2 separate regions of the Homo sapiens genome follow, and region 1 is linked to region 2. A link is an interaction called in ENCODE POLR2A ChIA-PET data of the cell type or tissue named here. Cell type or tissue: IMR-90. All regions are shown on one strand. Each heading gives the region's core, and the rest is flanking DNA. Links, peaks and the distances in the headings are about the cores only.

The links. Peaks named below come from ENCODE experiments on the same cell type or tissue, not always from the same donor. Only the 100,000 strongest peaks of a DNase experiment are listed, where the experiment ranks them.
Region 1: POLR2A ChIA-PET joins it to region 2 with 11 read pairs; 5 of 35 experiments call an interaction of 5 or more read pairs at or near these places.

What each region holds. Positions count from the first base shown.
Region 1 is chr10:93,528,374-93,536,710 of GRCh38, reverse strand. It overlaps CEP55 (centrosomal protein 55), which reads right to left. Exons shown (of 9, transcript NM_018131.5): 9 at 7,619-8,337. Among named protein-coding and RNA genes, the nearest start is that of FFAR4, 34 kb to the left of the region's middle. In IMR-90, for the core only: no CTCF peak of the experiment used is centred there; no DNase peak of the experiment used is centred there.
Region 2 is chr10:93,454,682-93,463,018 of GRCh38, reverse strand. It overlaps MYOF (myoferlin), which reads left to right. Exons shown (of 54, transcript NM_013451.4): 2 at 6,082-6,137. Among named protein-coding and RNA genes, the nearest start is that of MYOF, 23 kb to the left of the region's middle. RefSeq lists an enhancer at 2,597-3,219. In IMR-90, for the core only: no CTCF peak of the experiment used is centred there; DNase peaks (open chromatin) are centred at 1,778 and 4,058; H3K27ac peaks cover 5,398 bases.

The DNA of each region.
Region 1 (8,337 bases), core at 329-8,328, 74 kb before region 2:
ATTTTTTCCTTCATTTCAACCTTGGTGAATCTGAAAAGTATGTGTCTTTGGGTTGCTCTTCCTTACAAGTATCTTTGTGGTGTTCTCTGTATTTCCTGAATTTGACTGTTGGCCTGCCTTGCTAGGTTGGGGAAGTTCTCCTGGATAATATCCTGAGGAGTGTTTTCTAAATTGGTTTCATTCTCCCCGTCACTTTCAGGTACACCAATGAGACGTAGATTTGGTCTTTTCACATAGTCCCATATTTCTTGGAGGCTTTGTTCGTTTCTTTTCACTCTTTTTTCTCTGATCTTGTCTTCTCACTTTATCTCATCGATTTGATCTTCAATCACTGATATCCTTTCTTCTGCTTGATTGAATCAGCTATTGAAGCTTGTGTATGCTTCATGAAGTTCTTGTACTGTGGTTTTCAGCTCCATCAGGTCATTTAAGCTCTTCTCTACACTGTTTATTCTAGTTAGCCATTCGTCTAACCTTTTTTCAAGGTTTTTTACTTCCTTGCAATGGTTTAGAACATGCTCCTTTAGCTTGGAGAAGTTTATTACCGACCTTCTGAAGCCTACTTCTGTCAACTTATCAAACTCATTCTCCGTCCAGCTTTGTTCCCTTGCTGGCGAGGAGTTGTGTTCCTTTGGAAGAGAAGACGTGTTCTGGTTTTTTGGAATTTTCAGCCTTTCTGCTCTGGTTTCTCCCCATCGTTGTGGTTTTATCTACCTTTGGTCTTTGATGTTGGTTACCTACGGATGGGGTTTTGGTGTGCATGTTCTTTTTGTTGATGTTGATGCTATTCCTTTCTGTTTGTTAGTTTTCCTTCTAACAGACAGGCCCCTCAGCTGCAAGTCTGTTGGAGTTTGCTGGAGGTCCACTCCAGACCCTGTTTTCCTGGATATCACTAGCAGAGGCTGCAGAACAGCAAATATTGCTGCCTGATCCTTCCTCTGGAAGCTTGGTCCCAGAGGGGCACCCACCTGCATGAGGTGTCTGTTGGCCCCTACTGGGAGGTGTCTCCCAGTCAGGCTACATGGGGGTCAGGAACCCACTTGGGGAGGCAGTCTGTCTGTTATCAGAGTTTGAACGCTGTGCTGGGAGAGCCACTGCTCTCTTCAGAGCTGTTAGGCAGGGACTTTTAAGTCTGGAGAAGCTGTCTGCTGTCTTTTGTTCAGATACGCCCTGCCCCTAGAGGTGGAATCTAGAGAGGCAGTAGGCCTTGCTGAGCTGTGGGGGGCTCCACTCAGTTTGAGCTCCCCTGCCCTTTGTTTACACTTTGAGCATAGAACTGCCTACTCAAGCATCAGCAATGGTGGATGCCCCTCCCCACACCAAGCTCCAGCGTCCCAGGTCAATCTTAGACTGTTGCGCTAGCAGCGAGCCAGGCTCCATGGGCATGGGACCCACTGAGCCAGGCATGGGAGGGGATCTCCTTGTCTGACGGTTGTAAAGACCGTGGGAAAAGCACAGTATTTGGGCAGGAGTGTACTGCTTCTCCAGGTCCAGTCACTTATGGCTTCCCTTGGCTAGGAAAGGGAAATCCCCCAACCCCTTGCACTTCCCAGGTGAGGCGATGCCCTGCCCTGCTTCAGCTCGCCCTCCATGGGCTGCAACCACTGTCTGATCAGTCCCAATGAGATGAACCAGGTACCTCAGTTAGAAATGCAGAAATCACCTGTCTTCTGTGTCGATCTCACTGGGAGCTATAGACCAGAGCTATTCCTATTCGGCCATCTTTGAAGCGACCAGGATGGTTTCTTTGTGCCACCATCTGCAAAGCTCAGCACCAAACTCATGGCTGTCTTGGAAAGGCTCCATGGCCTGCCTGGGGAGCTACCCTTGTGAGTGGCTCTATTTTCCTTTCTTAGATGTGTATTTTTCCTACTTATTTTTTATTCTATGTTAGTCTAAGATTTGTGTCTTTGAAGAGTCAGATCTTTGATCTTTGTTAGAATAAACCAGAGTTTAAATAAACTCCTCTACCCTATATATACCTTGATTATAGCACTTTCTACAATGTATTATACTTACCTGTTTAGATATTGGTCTCTTCCGCTAGACTGTGAAGATCAAGCTGCATTTTATCTTTATCAAGCTGCTTATCGCTAATACTGAGCCCAGAGCTTTGCATTTAATAAATGTTTGAAGAATGAAAGTAAAGATGTTAGAGAACTGGCATAGTGGGAATCCAGGTAACAGATGGAGGGGTTGAACAAGGCAGGCCTTCTTCTCAGATCAGAGGGGTGCAAGAGACCAGTTGGTGTTTTCGGTTTTTCTCTCTAACCTAAGAAAAATTCTATTACTCTAGTTAAGGTTTTATTAAGGCTCATTTAAGGTTATTTCACTTTACACATTTCACTTAAGGTTACTGAGTTTGGAGAATATGTAAGGGGTTTTCTGGCATGGTAGAAAGAAGATGGGCTTTGGCTATGGATTTGGGTTGGAAACCCAGGAATGTCTTTTTGTTGTTGTTTTTTAAATGTTAGTGGGGGATTTGCTTCAGTTTTCTTGGCTGTCAAAGTAGCTAGCTGGGCCGGGTGCGGTGGCTCACGCCTGTAACCCCAGCACTTTGGGAGGCCAAGGCGGGCGGATCACCTGAGGTCAGGAGTTTCAGACTAGCCTGACCAACATGGAGAAACCCCGTCTCTAATAAAAATATAAAATTAGCCAGTCATGGTGGCACATGCCTGTAATCCCAGCTACTCGGGAGACTGAGACAGGAGACTCGCTTGAACCCAGGAGGTGGAGGTCGCGGTGAGCCAAGATCATGCCATTGCACTCCAGCCTGGGCAACAAGAGTGAAACTCCATCTCAAAAAAAAAAAAAAATACAAAAAAACAAAAAATCCAAGTGGCTAGCTGTAGCCCTTGACAAAGTAACACATAACCACAAATTTAGCACATAGTGGGAAACTCAGAGGTTTTAGTTTTTCCCATGAAGTTCTCTTCTTTGAATGTATTTTTCTATCATGTAGCCCCTGCCTTTAAAACATTAAGCTCTTGGTGAAAGCAATGGATCCTATAACTCATTTATCCTTCCCTCCCTTCTCCATTTACCTCCATCTGCCTTCTATCTGAGGACGAGAGTTACGTTTGCTGATATTAAAGTCACCAAGGAATCACCAGTTTGTGGGTTTGTTGGAGGCTGGACATGCACACACAGAATATGGCTCCTAGCATAAACTCCTGCTCAAATACAACAGACTTCTTAAGAAAAAAAATAAAATAAAATAAAAAAGGAAAACAAAACAACAACAACAGAAAATACCAAAACCAGTAGATGGTTCCAGTTCTGGTAATGACAGTGTAGCTTTTATCAGACTAACCCACTATTCAATAACAATTATAAACTCTGGACAAAATATGAAAAACAACTGTTGATGGCAATGAAGAACAACCAAAGGCAGGCAGCCACTGGAATGGCCATGGCTCTTGAAAGAAGGGAAGCAAAGTGAGTTCTATATTTAACTGGTTTTCCCCCATGAGTATTATTTAGTCCTGACAGTGCATGGTGAAATACAGCCTAAACAAATGTGGCAATTTGAGTCTCCAAGAACACAACTGTATATTCTCAAAAGGAAAATAATCCAGAATTTCTGTAATGTATCATCTACAATGTCACTCCTATACTAAAAAATTTAATAGACATGTATAGAAACACAAAAAATGTGACCCATAATGAGAAAAATTAGCCAATAAAAATAGACACATAGATGACCTAGATGTTGGAATTAGCATCTATGTTAACTGTTTTAAGCTGCTATGAATATGCTAAAGAATTTACAGGAAGAAATGGACAGAATGGGTGAATAGAGAACTCAGAAGAGAAATGGGAACTCTAGTAAAAGAAGAGAGATCCTAGATCCATGCTATCCAACATGGTAGCCCTTAGCCACGACAGCCACAATGTGGCTATTGAGCATTTCAAGTGTGGTTAGTCCAAATTGAGATGTGCAGTAATTTTGAAATACTAAATTTCAAAGATTTAGCATAAAATAGCTCATTAATAGTTTTTATATTGATTATATGTTAAGTGATAATATTTGGGATATGTATAGTTAAATGAAACATATTATTAAAATTAACTACACCAATTATTTTACTTTTTTTATTTTTTGTAGAGATGGAGGGGTCTCCTTGCTGTCCAGGCCAGGCTCGAACTCCTAGCTTCAAGTGATCCTCCTCCCTTGGCCTCCCAAACTGCTGGGATTACAGGTATGAGCCACTGCACCTGGCTATTTTACTACTTTTGTTGTTGTTTTACTTTTCTTTTCTTTTTTTTTTTTTTTTTTTGAGACAGGGTGTCACTCTGTCACTCAGGCTGGAGTGCAGTGGCATGATCTTGACTCACTGCAATTTCCAGCTCCTGGGCTCAAGTGATCCTCTCACCTTAGCCTCCTGAGTAGCTGGGACTACAGGCATGCACCACCATTCCCAGTTAATTTTTTTTTTCTTTCTTTTTTTTTTTTTTGGTACAAAGAGTTTCGCCATGTTTCCCAGGCTGGTCTCAAACTCCTGGGCTCAAGTGATCTGTCTGCTTTGGCGTCCCAAAGTACTGGGATTACAGAAGTGAGCCACCATCCCTTGTCTATTTTAGTATTTTTTAATGTGGCTACTGGAAAACAAAATTACATGAGGCTTGCATATTTCCATTGGACAGCACTGTTCTAGAACTGTAAAATACAATATTTGAATTCAGAGAGGTGAAAATACTAAAATTAATTAATAAATTAATAAGATTCCAGGATGCTACTAGGTCAATATACAAAAATCAGTTGCATTTCTAACCCTAGCAACAAACAATTAGAAAATAATTTTTTTTTTTTGAGACAGAGTCTCACTCTGTTGCCCAGGCTGGAGTGCAGTGGCATGATCTTGGCTCACTGCAACCTCTACTTCCTGGGTTCAAGTGATTCTTGTGCCTCAGCCTTTCCAGTAGCTAGAATTACAGGTGCACACCACCACTCCTGGCTAATTTTTGTATTTTCAGTAGAGATGGGTTTTCACCATGTTGGCCAGGCTGGTCTCGAACTCCTGACCTCGAGAGATCCACCCACCTCGGCCTCCCAAAGTGCTGGGATTACAGGTGTAAGCCACTGCGCCTGGCTGGAAAATAAATTTTTAAAAGGCCATTTATAATAGCATAAAACTCAGACTTTCAAGAATAAACTTAATAAAAGGCTAAGCTCTATGCACTGAAAGCTGTAAACATTGCTGAGAGCAGCTAAAAAAGAACTAAATGAAGAAATGTTTCTGGATTGTGCAGATGTCAATTTTTGAGAAATTAATCTATAGATATATACTATCCCAATGGAAATTCCAGGAAACTTTTGTAAAAATTGACAAGCTGATTTTAAAATGTATATGAAAATGGAAATGTCCTATATTAGTCAAGACATTCTTGAAGAATAAAGTTGGGGGACTTACCCTGATTTCAAGACACAATAACACTCCAGCATTAGTCTTATTAATTTTGTTAATTTATTGTGGCATTTAGTAATTTAGTTAATTAGTGTAGTTATTAATTTAGCATGTGTTAAGATAAATAGGGCCAGGTGCGGTGACTCACACCTGTAATCCCAACAATTTGGGAGGCCAAGGCAGGAGAATTGCATTTGCCCAGGAGTTTGAGACCAGACTGGACAACACAATGAGACCATGTCTCTATAAAAAATTAAAAATATTAGCAAGGCATGGTGGCATATGCTTGCAGTCCTAGGTACTTGGGAGGCTGAGGCAGGAGGATCACTTGAGCCCAGGAGTTTAAGACTGCAGTGAGCTATGACTGTACCACTGCACTCCAGCCTGGGTGACAGAGGGGACCCTGTCTCTAAAAATAAATACATAAATAAAAATAAAAATAAATTAGATTGCCTCTGGGAGGAGGGGATTCTGGACTAGAAGTAATTAAAGAAACTTTCAGAAATGTTGGTAGAGTCTATAACTTTATTTGGCTGATGATTACAATGATATATATATACATCTGTCAAAACTCATTGATCTGTACATTTTATTTTATGTAAAATAATTGTGTAATAAAATATGTAACATAATTTTTTAATAAAAAGCAACAGAGTGGAGTAATCCTGGCATGGCAGCCCCAGCATGTTGGTTGGGAATGTAACTGTACAATGGAGAGAGATGAACTCTGCGACACACTGAGCTGAGTTTATATCCTTTCTTTACTACTTATCAGTGGTGACCTTGGGCAAATTGTTCACTCTCTGCAAGCCTTAGTTTTCTCATCTGAAAAATGGTGCTGGTGCTAGCACTTTACTTCACAGATTTGCAAGGAAGAGCTAATGAGTATAAGTAGTTAAAGTATCTAGCATGGTTTCTGGTAGTTTACAGTCCCACAGAAGAAAACATGCCCTAAGGGTAAGCGGTTATCTGCCAAGAAAAAAGGTGGACAGTGAAGGGGGAAAAAAAAGTCTTCAATTATGAGAACCTTGAAGATTTTCAGGTCTTGAAGATGCCTTTTATTGACCCTTGCTTTGGTAACATGATCTGGGAAAGTAGAATCCTTCCTGCTCTAAATCATCTACTCTTCGGAAATATATAAATTCCCCCTCTACAGTAGCAGAGCTCCACAAGAAGCCTGCCCAATTTTTCCAAAGTTATTTTTTTGATATTGGTGCCCAGATGTAGGTGGCTAAAGTGAGCAGGGAAAGCTAAGTACAGCCCTCCAGTGAAACACAGAAAGTACAAGAGTCTTGAAACAAACTCCAGATCACCCTGTGGCTCTGGGAATCAAACTTCAGAGGTCATCAGGCTGGCGCTTCTGTTATGGTTTATGTCCTGGCCAGTTATCCCATGAGACCACATCTCTTGTTCCATACAGGCACGGACCAAAGGCCTGGGTTCTGCTTGACTCCACTGCTCACTGGATGACCAAGACATGTTCCACATCTACAAACTAGAGGTAATACTGGCTTGCTTTAAAGTTGTAAGGGGAGCAACTTCCTTATGGCATATATTTATGATTTAATACTATGGTCTTTGCTATAACATTGTGGATCGGAATAAGAACTATGCGGCTGAATATGTCCATATCTTTTGTTCAACTGTAGTTGAAGATCTTGTGAGCCTGGGATTAACAGTAATGGCAAAATTTTATTTCCATCAACAGATCTGTATAATTTCTATGGTTAGAAAAAAAAACCCTATATAATTTGGCATGCTTATTGTTTTGCCTCTGTAACAAATAACTCAAATTCATATTTATTGATAAAGAGTTATTTATTTAAGAAAGATGCGTGAAAGCATCTACTCCTTCTAACTCCTTCACATAGTTTTCGGTTCTGATGTATCCTTAACTGCCTTATCATCTTACACTGAGTGTTAATCTGTAACCCCTGATAAGTCCTTGGGGGTAAGAATCTTAGAATATCTATTTATTGAGTTGTAATGGTGCTTTATATATTCTGGATACTAGACCCTTATCAGATACATGGTTTGAAAATATTTTTTCTCTTTCTGTTGGTTGTATTTTCACTTTTTTGATAATGTGCTTTGAATTATGTCTTAAATATTTTATTGTGAAAATCTTGAATTTTGATTATGTCCAACACATTTGTTTTTTTAAACAAGAATCTTAGAATATCTATATATACACGAATACACTAGACATATTAAAACATTAAATAATTTTATTCTTTTCTCATTTACAGTAGCCCAGTGGTAAGCATGTTAGAAAACCTGAAGAAATTTAAAAGTTTTTGGTTTACAAAAAGCATGTATAAAAATACCTGTTCAGACAAACAAAGATCTGATCATTACATTGCCCAGCTTTAAGAATGCCAAAAATAACTAAAATACTGTCAATCAAATGAGAGGGCTACATGGGTTTATTAAAGTTTATTTTAACAATTTTAGCTAAGCAGAATGTGCTAATGTAATTCAAGTTACAGTTACTGCCAGATAACATAAGAGAAAACATTGTGTGTGGCCACTTAAGATTATGCCTCAAACAGATACTGTTTCGTGCGCAGAACAGAGTTGGGGAACACAGCTGGGTTAAGTTTCAATGGTAAGCAGCAATAAAGATCAAGAAAATCCCCAACTTTTCTAATAACCGCTATACAATATGAAAAAAAAAATAGTATCTATCACCACCTCTTAACAATGGACATCAAAATTAGGATTGTAGGTTTTCTAAGTGCTTGGATAAAAAATGCGAACACAGTTAAGATCCTTGGTTAATTATCTTTGATTTTTCAAAACCCCCAAAACATAAAATATTTTGCTTGCTGGTGCATTAACCCATTAGCAATAACCTGAGCTATCTTTTCCTCACCAAGTATTTTGACAGTGCAAAATGTTAGTAGTCTCAGTAGACGCTGCTCACCAC
Region 2 (8,337 bases), core at 330-8,329:
CTGCATTTGAGTCAGTTGTTATGTTCTGAGCTGAAAATATTTTATTGCTTTCCATAGGAAGAAACAGTCATCTTAATAAAATTAGACGCAGGAGCCAGGTTGGGGGGTAGGTAATGTGGAGAAAGGGGAGGGAGTTTCCTGTAATTCAATTTGATGTTCAGTGCCTGCAGGTTTAACCTTTTTTTTTTATTTTTACAGAGGTAGAATAAAATAATTGACTAATATAAATATGTGACTGGCTGCTGATAAGAAAAATAATTTATCTACTTTTTTTTTTTTTGCCTGATGTGTTTATGTGTGAGAATAGGTTTTCAATAAAATGTAACATATACACATTTTGATAAACATCAGAGCCTCCTTCTTGAAAGAGATTGAGCTGGGTTTCTCCAGAAGGGTAGGAGCCAATGCCAGCCACTTAGTTTTTCCTTATTAGCTAGGGAAATGGGAGGTGCAGTGGTTAAATGCATGGGCTCAGGAGTCATACTAGACCTGGTTAGAGGGCTTCGTCCTAGCCCTGTGATCTTGAGCAAGTTACCTAACCATTCTGGGCTCTCTTTGCTTCTCTGCAAACTGAGGATAATAAAACAGTGCCTACGTCATAGGCTTGCCAGGAGGATTCAATGAAATGATGCATGTAAAGGGCTTAGCAGGCCGGGCACGGTGTCTCACGCCTGTAATCCCAGCACTTTGGGAGGCCGAGGTGAGCGGATCACTTGAGGTCAGGAGTTCGAGACTAGCCTGGCCAACATGGGGAAACCCTGTCTTTACTAAAAATATAAAAATTAGCTGGGTGTGGTGGCACACACCTGTAATCCTAGCTACTCAGGAGGCTGAGGCAGGAGAGAGATTGTAGTGAGCAAAGAGCGTGCCATTGCACTCCAGCCTGGGCAACACAGTGAGACTCTAACTCAAAAAAAAAAAAAGGTGGGGGGCTTAGCAATGCCCAGCCTGCAGTGAGCATCCCCTAGAGGTAATGCCATTAGCATCAACCTCACACAATGAGTGCCAGGAGCTGCAGGAAGTTCTGGTTGAATAGCTCCACCTGGTCTGTGGTCAACTGGCATCTGCCTGGACTCAGCCACTCCCCTTTGTTTTCAACACACAATTGAATCATGTGTTCAGGAACATGCATTGGGAGAATTGTTGGGCCACTTGGTTTTTCTCATGAGTTATAAAATTTTGAAGTTATAAAATCCAGTTTCTAATACCCTCCTCCTTTAAGTACTTATATCAGCCAAATGAAGCTTAGCCTGGTACTTGAGGCTTCACAGTGAGACCATAACCTTCCCACAAAGCCCGTTTGCCCCCTACCCAGTTCTATGCTCTTTGGTTCCAGCTGGTTGGGTCCTGGAGTGTCCCCAGATGTGACATAACTGGTTCTCCCTCCTCCATGCCTGATCCACCCACCCTATTGTGTCTACTGGAGTGAGCTCGTCTTCTGGCTCCACATTTTCAACCCCTCCTTGCCCTTGAATTCTCATCTAGCTCAGCCTCTGCATCTTCTGTGCACACAGCCTGAAGTCACCTTTCTTTCCTCTGAATTTTTCTGTGCATTGATACCCCTCTGATAGCAACTGAAGTCCTTTCTCTATCAGTCCCGTATAGCCACATTTCCTCTCCCCACTAGACCCCCTGAGGGCAGGAACCATGTCTTGGGTATTTTTGTGTCTCCTACAGTGCTCAATGCCTGGCAATTTCACAAACATTTGTTGGGTGGAAGAATGAAGGAGCTGATTAATGTTTGCGGAAGAACTCACTCAGTGAACCATTTCTGTGGGCTGAGCTGTGAGGTCTCTTGGCCTGAGCTGACCAGTCATTATTTCTGTTTATTCCCCCTCTGACAGGCAGGAAGAAACTTCAGGATGAGAATGAGACAGGCAAAAGCCTGGTGGAGCTTTGTGCTATTTCTTTTCTTTTCTTTTCTTAGATGGAGTTTTGCTCTTGTTGCCAGGCTGGAGTGCAATGGCGCGATCTAGGCTCACTGCAACTTCCGCCTCCCAGGTTCAAGCGATTCTCCTGCCTCAGCCACCCGAGTATCGGGGATTACAGGTGCCCACCACCATGCATGGCTAAATTTTGTATTTTTAGTAGAGATGGGTTTCACCAAGTTGGCCAGGCTGGTCTCAAACTTCTGACCTCAGGTGATCCGCCTGCCTCAGCCTCCCACAGTGCTGGGATTACAGGTGTCAGCCACCGCACCTGGCCTGTGGCACTTTTTTTTTCTTTTTCTTTCTTTTTTTTTTTTTTTTTTGGAGATGGGGTCTTGCTCTGTTGCCCAGGCTGGAGTGCAGTGGCTTGATCTCGGCTCACTGCAACTTCCGCCTCCTGGGTTCAAGCAATTCTCCTGCCTCAGCCTCTCGAGTGGCTGGGACTGCAGGCGTCCACCACCATGCCCGGCTAATATTTTTTGTATTTTAGTAGAGACGGGGTTTCACCCATGTTGTCCAGGCTGGTCTCGAACTCCTGAGCTCAGGCAGTCCACCCGCCTTGGCCTCCCAAAGTGCTAGGATTACAGGCGTGAGCCGCCATGTCCAGCCAGCCTGTGGAACTTTTTAAGACTAAGAATTATCTTACACTCTTCTGTTTCCTGTTACTGGCACACAGTGGATGCTTAATAAATGTTTGTGAATGAATGAATGAACAAATGAATCTTTTCACACTCCCCAGCTGCTGACTCTGGAACAATCCTGTGCCTCCTGAGGGCAGAGAGGATCCATGGTCCCAGGCTTGGCCTCAAGGTAGCTTGCAGCGTGTCTTCCGTGTTCTCTGTTTCCTGGGTCAGGAACCAGGCTTGGGACTTGTTTCATGTTGACAAGCGCTGGTTTTTTCTGTGACCTCCCTGGAGCCCTTGTCCCTGCCTTGGCTCCCTGGTTGGAGTCTTGGGGACTTGGAGACTGGAATTTTGCTTCAGTGCCATCTTTCAGTGATGCAAATCCTACCCCAAGCCTGGGTGCTCAGTTTCTATTGCATTATTTTCTGCCTTCTCCTTGCTTTCCCTTCTTGCTGGGACTTCTTGGAATCTCCTATCTTCTCTCTTGAAGGACCGCCATGGTCTCAGGGTCCAGATCCACTCCTTTGAGACTCAGTTCTCCACCCCCCCAAGCCCCGGTTATGGGAGCAGGGTAGTGGTAAGGTAGAGGGAGATTGGTGGTACTATTTCATGCTTGTTGAATGCTGGGATTCCTAACCTTTTTCAAGCACATTTGAGAATCTGATGAGAACAATGAGCTCTTTCCTCCAAGAAAACTCACAGATGCAATATTTTGTGTATTAGAGCAAATAATCTTGGAGAGTTTCAGGATACCCTGGAACGCAACCATAAACTTCCTTATGGACATTTTCCAAGACGCCAAGCCCATCACATGTGTTACATTTACGAATCTTCATTATCCAGCATTTCTGACAGCTTCCAATAAGGCACTGTGGCATGGTGGCAAACACACACAAACACAGATTTTGGAGCCAGAGGGATGTAGTTCAAAATCTGGCTGTTTCCTTATTAGCTGTGTGATTGAAGGCAGGTTAACTACTCTCCATTTTCTTGGCTTAGAAATGGGAATGACCATGTTTACCTGGAAGAATTGTCTCAATGGTTAGAGACACTGTGGTAGAATGCACAGCCTGGCACCTAGAGATGATTCTGTAGAGGGAGCAGCTACAATTACACATAGAAACCATTTTGTCCAGTTCTATTTAAGTTAAAAATTCTTTGCATGTCTCCTGTTTCTCTCAAGAGCACTTTCTTATACTGTAACCAGAGAGGAGGATTGGGAGTTTCTGTTAGATGAGGAGAGGGAAGGGTGGGGTCAAAATGGAAGTGTGGGAGGGGAAGTTTCTGGACAGCGTCTAGGGGACCTCAGAGTCAGATGCAGTGAGGGGCTCTGTAGGCCACATAGAGAGAGCACAGGCAGAACCAGCCAGGATAGGTCTGGGCACAAGCCGACGAGGAGCGTCACGCTGAAGCTTAGGAAGGGAAGCCATTGGGCTGTGTGTTGCCCTCTCAAGTGGAAAAGTTAATGCTTAGCAGAGTGAGGTCCATGACTCACGGCCTTGCTATGCTGAGGTCTTGGAAGAATGAGGTGGTTAGTCCCACAGGCAGCTGTGTGCTGGGAGCCAAAGCAATGTGACATTAGCTAAACAAAACCCACTACCTCCTACATTCCACAGCAGCAGAGGAGAAGCAAAGGCTGAGGAGTGATTCAAAGTGTGGCCACTAATGTGAGACTGCCTGGGTCTCAAATCCTAGCAAGACCATTTATTAACTGGGTGACTTATTTGTTTTTTGTTTTGAGACTGAGTCTCGCTCTATCCTTTAGGCTGGAGTGCAGTGACACGATCTCGGCTTACTGCAACCTCTGCCTCCTGGGTTCAAGTGATTCTCCTGCCTCAGCCTCCCGAGTAGCTGGGATAATAGGCACCCATCACCATGCCTGGCTAATTTTTGTATTTTTAGTAGAAGTGGGGTTTCACCATGTTGGCCAGGCTGGTCTCCTGACCTCAAGTGATCTGCCCGCCTTGGCCTCCCAAAGTGCTGGGATTACAGGTGTCAGCCACCGCACCCAGCCAACTGGGTGACTTTGAATGTTACTCAGCTTCTCAGTTTCCTTAGCTGTGAAAGGGGGATGAAAATAGTAATATATACCTCCTAGGGTTTGTTTTTTGTTTTTGGACAGGGTCTTGCTTTGTTTCCCAGGCTGGAGTGCAGTGGTGTGATCTTGGCTCACTGCAGCCTTGACCTCCTGGGCTCAAGGGATCCTCCCACCTCAGCCTCCTGAGTAGCTGGAACCTATAGGTGTGTGCCACCACACAGAGCTAATTGTTGTATTTTTGTAGAGATGGGGTTTCATTATGTTGCCTACGCTGGTCTTGAACTCCTAGGCTCAAACAATCCTCCCACCTTGGCCTCCATAAGTGCTGGGATTACAGGCGTGCACCACCTCACCTGGCTTCTCCTAGGTTTTTAAGATTAGATGAATGCCGGGCGCAGTGGCTCATACCTGTAATCCCAGCACTTTGGGAGGCTGAGGCAGGTGGATCACTTGAGCTCAGGGGTTTGAGACCAGCCTGGGCAACATGGCAAAACCCCATCTCTAGTGAAAAAAAAAAAAACATAGAAAAATTAGCTGGGTGTGGTGGTGTGCACCTGTGGTCCCAACTACATGGGGCGCCGAGGTGGGAGGATCTCTTGAGCTGGGAGGCAGAGGTTGCAGTGAGCCGAAATAGTGCCACTATACTCCAGCCTGGGCGACCTCGCGAGACCCTGTCTCAAAAAAAAAAAAAAATTAGATGAGATAATGCTGACAAAGCATTTTGTACTCGAAGATTAGCTTTTATTTGGGTAGGTATTTGGGGACTTGGGGACCCAAAAGAAGCCTCTGCTCTTTGGACTTTGCTACAAGGAAACTTTAAGCACTTGCTGGATTTGCTCGTGTGCTCATCCAGGTAGGTGTACTGTCCAGGCTCAGACACAGAGAAGAAAGATCTTGTGTCTTCAGAAAAGGTGGCCTCGGAGTAAAGGAAGCCCCAAATTATCCGCTGGTCTTAGAAAGTTTTCATCTACTAATGACCTTGTACCGAAGCCTATGGGAGGGAGTCCAGCTTAATATTGAAGCTGTGTTGGCATCTTAGCACACTCAGATGCAGCATGAGCTTCAGAGCTGAAATTCCAGGTTTAAATCAGGGCATCACTGCCAGGTGTGAGCTCAGATAAACGTCTTAACTCTTTGAGCCTCAATATCCTCATCTATAAAATAGCAATATCAGCATCTCAGAGGTTAGCTTTGTTGGCTTCTTTCTGCAGCAAGCCAGAGATGCAGAGGCTCTGGGTAGCCTTGGTGAGAGAAGGGCAGAACATCACATCCCTTAACTCCATGTAGACCTGGAGATGGGAAAACCTTGTAGACCAAAAAATGCCATTTCATTTGGAAAACTGTGATTCAGGTAAACACCCATCCTAAGCGATGAATGGGGAGATGTGGGTGCAAGTAGACCCTTGGGTAATGTTCTTAGAATAAATGAATGGCCCACGCTCTTTAATTTTTTTATAAATGATTGCTGTCTCTTCCTTTATCTCTTTTGCAGATGAGAAAAAGAAAACAAAGAAAGTTGATAATGAATTGAACCCTGTCTGGAATGAGGTGACTTCATTGTTTTTTCAACTTTGTTTTAATAGATAAGCTATTTCTGATTGTCCTATCTTTGGGTGAGAGGTTACCTCTTCCCTTCGGAAGGAGAATCTCTACATTTCACCCCCACCCACTCCGTTTCCCTTTGTGTTCACCAAGAGAGCAGAGCAGTTCAAGGAGAGTAGCTCACCAGCGACCATCTTCTGTACAGCAGTGGCGCGGCAAGGGAAGCCTGGACTGGCAGGAGAGTTGAGTTCTTACCAGGCACCGCCACGAGCTTGCTGTGTGAGCTTGGTCCACTTATGTTGCATATCTGGGGCACATGTGCAGAGCAAGGGTGGGATTAGATCATCTCCAGAGTCTCAGAAGGAAGGCCTCATAATTAAAAACATGTCTGCATGTGACAAATCAAGAGTGTATCACATGATTCTCTGTGTGTCTAGCTGGGTAATGACATGTATTGGTTTTATGTTGATAAAAGTGATGTCCAGTATGCTTCATGTGGAAACTTTTGAAAACTTCAATTAATCTTTAAAAAATTAACTTGGGTCCCACTCTCTAGAGGCAACTACTATTAACATCTGTGATGTATCACTAAGTGTTTATTGGAGGAATATATTTAATGAAATACGACATCTGATAACACAAACTAGCAGCATATAGCAAATGATTTCCTCTCCTACACTTTCTTGCTATTATATCCTAAGCATATGCCCATATTAATTCAAAATTATTTTAATAATTCAAAAGTATTTTAATTCAAAAGCATAAAATTATTTTAATAATTCAAAAGCATAAAATTCAAAAGTATTTTAATGACTGTGCAATATTCTACTGAAGACATATAACTTATTTACCTCCCCCCACTGTCGACCTTATATCTATTTTAGAAGTGGTTCAGTGTTTAATATTTTCACAAATAAGTGAAAAAATTTAATTCTTCCCACTGAATAGGATTTTCCTACTCTCTCTCTGTCTCTCTCTTTTAAACCACCCAATTATTCATGAAACTTTAACTTTTTAACAGTTGATGGCCAGCTCCATTGTGTTTTTCAAAAGCTGGGTCAAACCTCCCTGGACAAGAGCAATAATGAATGTCTTTGTTATTTTCACCAAGTCACTAGGCCATGAAGGCTCCCCTCCACCCACCCACCTTTCTCTCCCAACTAGTTTCAATATCTCTATAAGATAAAGACTAGAACCTTCTGGGTTTTTTTTTATTTGTTTGTTTGTTTTTGAGATAGGGTCTCCCTCAGGTTGGAGTGCGGTGGCGTGATTAAGATTCAATACTGCCTTGAATTCCTGGGCTCAGGTGGTCCTCCCACCTCAGCCTCCTGAGTAGCTGGGACCACAAGCGTGCACCACACCCAACTAATTGTTTTATTTTTTGTAGAGATGGGCTTTTGCCGTGTTGCCCAGGCTGGTCTTCAACTCCTGAGCTCAAGTGATCCACCTGCTTCAGACTCCCAAAGTGCTGGGATTACAGGTGTGAGCCATTGCGCCTCGCTAGACCTTATTCTTGAATGAAGTGAAACAAAAAACTTTTTAATGCCTTGGGGGTTTTTTTTGTTCTTTTTTTGTTTTTTTGTTTTTTGTTTTTGTTTTTGTTTTTTTGAGATGGAGTTTCGCTCTTCTTGCCCAGGCTGGAGTGCAGGTTGCTCACCGTAACCTCCGCCTCCTGGGTTCAAGCAATTCTCCTGCCTCAGCCTCCTGAGTAGCTGGGATTACAGGCATGTGCCACCACACCCAGCTAATTTTGTATTTTTAGTAGAGATGGGGTTTCTCCATGTTGATCAGGCTGGTCTCGAACTGTCGACCTCAGGTGATCCACCCAGCACCCAAAGTCCTGGGATTACACGCATAAGTCACCACGGCTGGCCTTTTTTTTTTTTTTTTTTTTTTTTTTAATTAAAAAAAGACAGGGTCTCGCTCTGTCACCCAGGCTGGAATGCAGTGGTGTAATCATATCTTACTACAGCCTCGATCTCCCAGGGCCAAGCGATAGCCCTGCTTTAGCCTCCTGAATAGCTGGGACTACAGGTATAAGCCACCATGCCCAGCTAATTTTAAAAAACATTTGTAGAGATTACATCCTGCTATGTTGCCCAGGCTGGTCTTGAGTTCCTGGTCTCAAGCCATTTTCCCATCTTGGCCTCCCAAAGTGCTGAGTTTACAGGCGTCAGCCACTCTGCCCAGCCTTTTTAATGCCTTT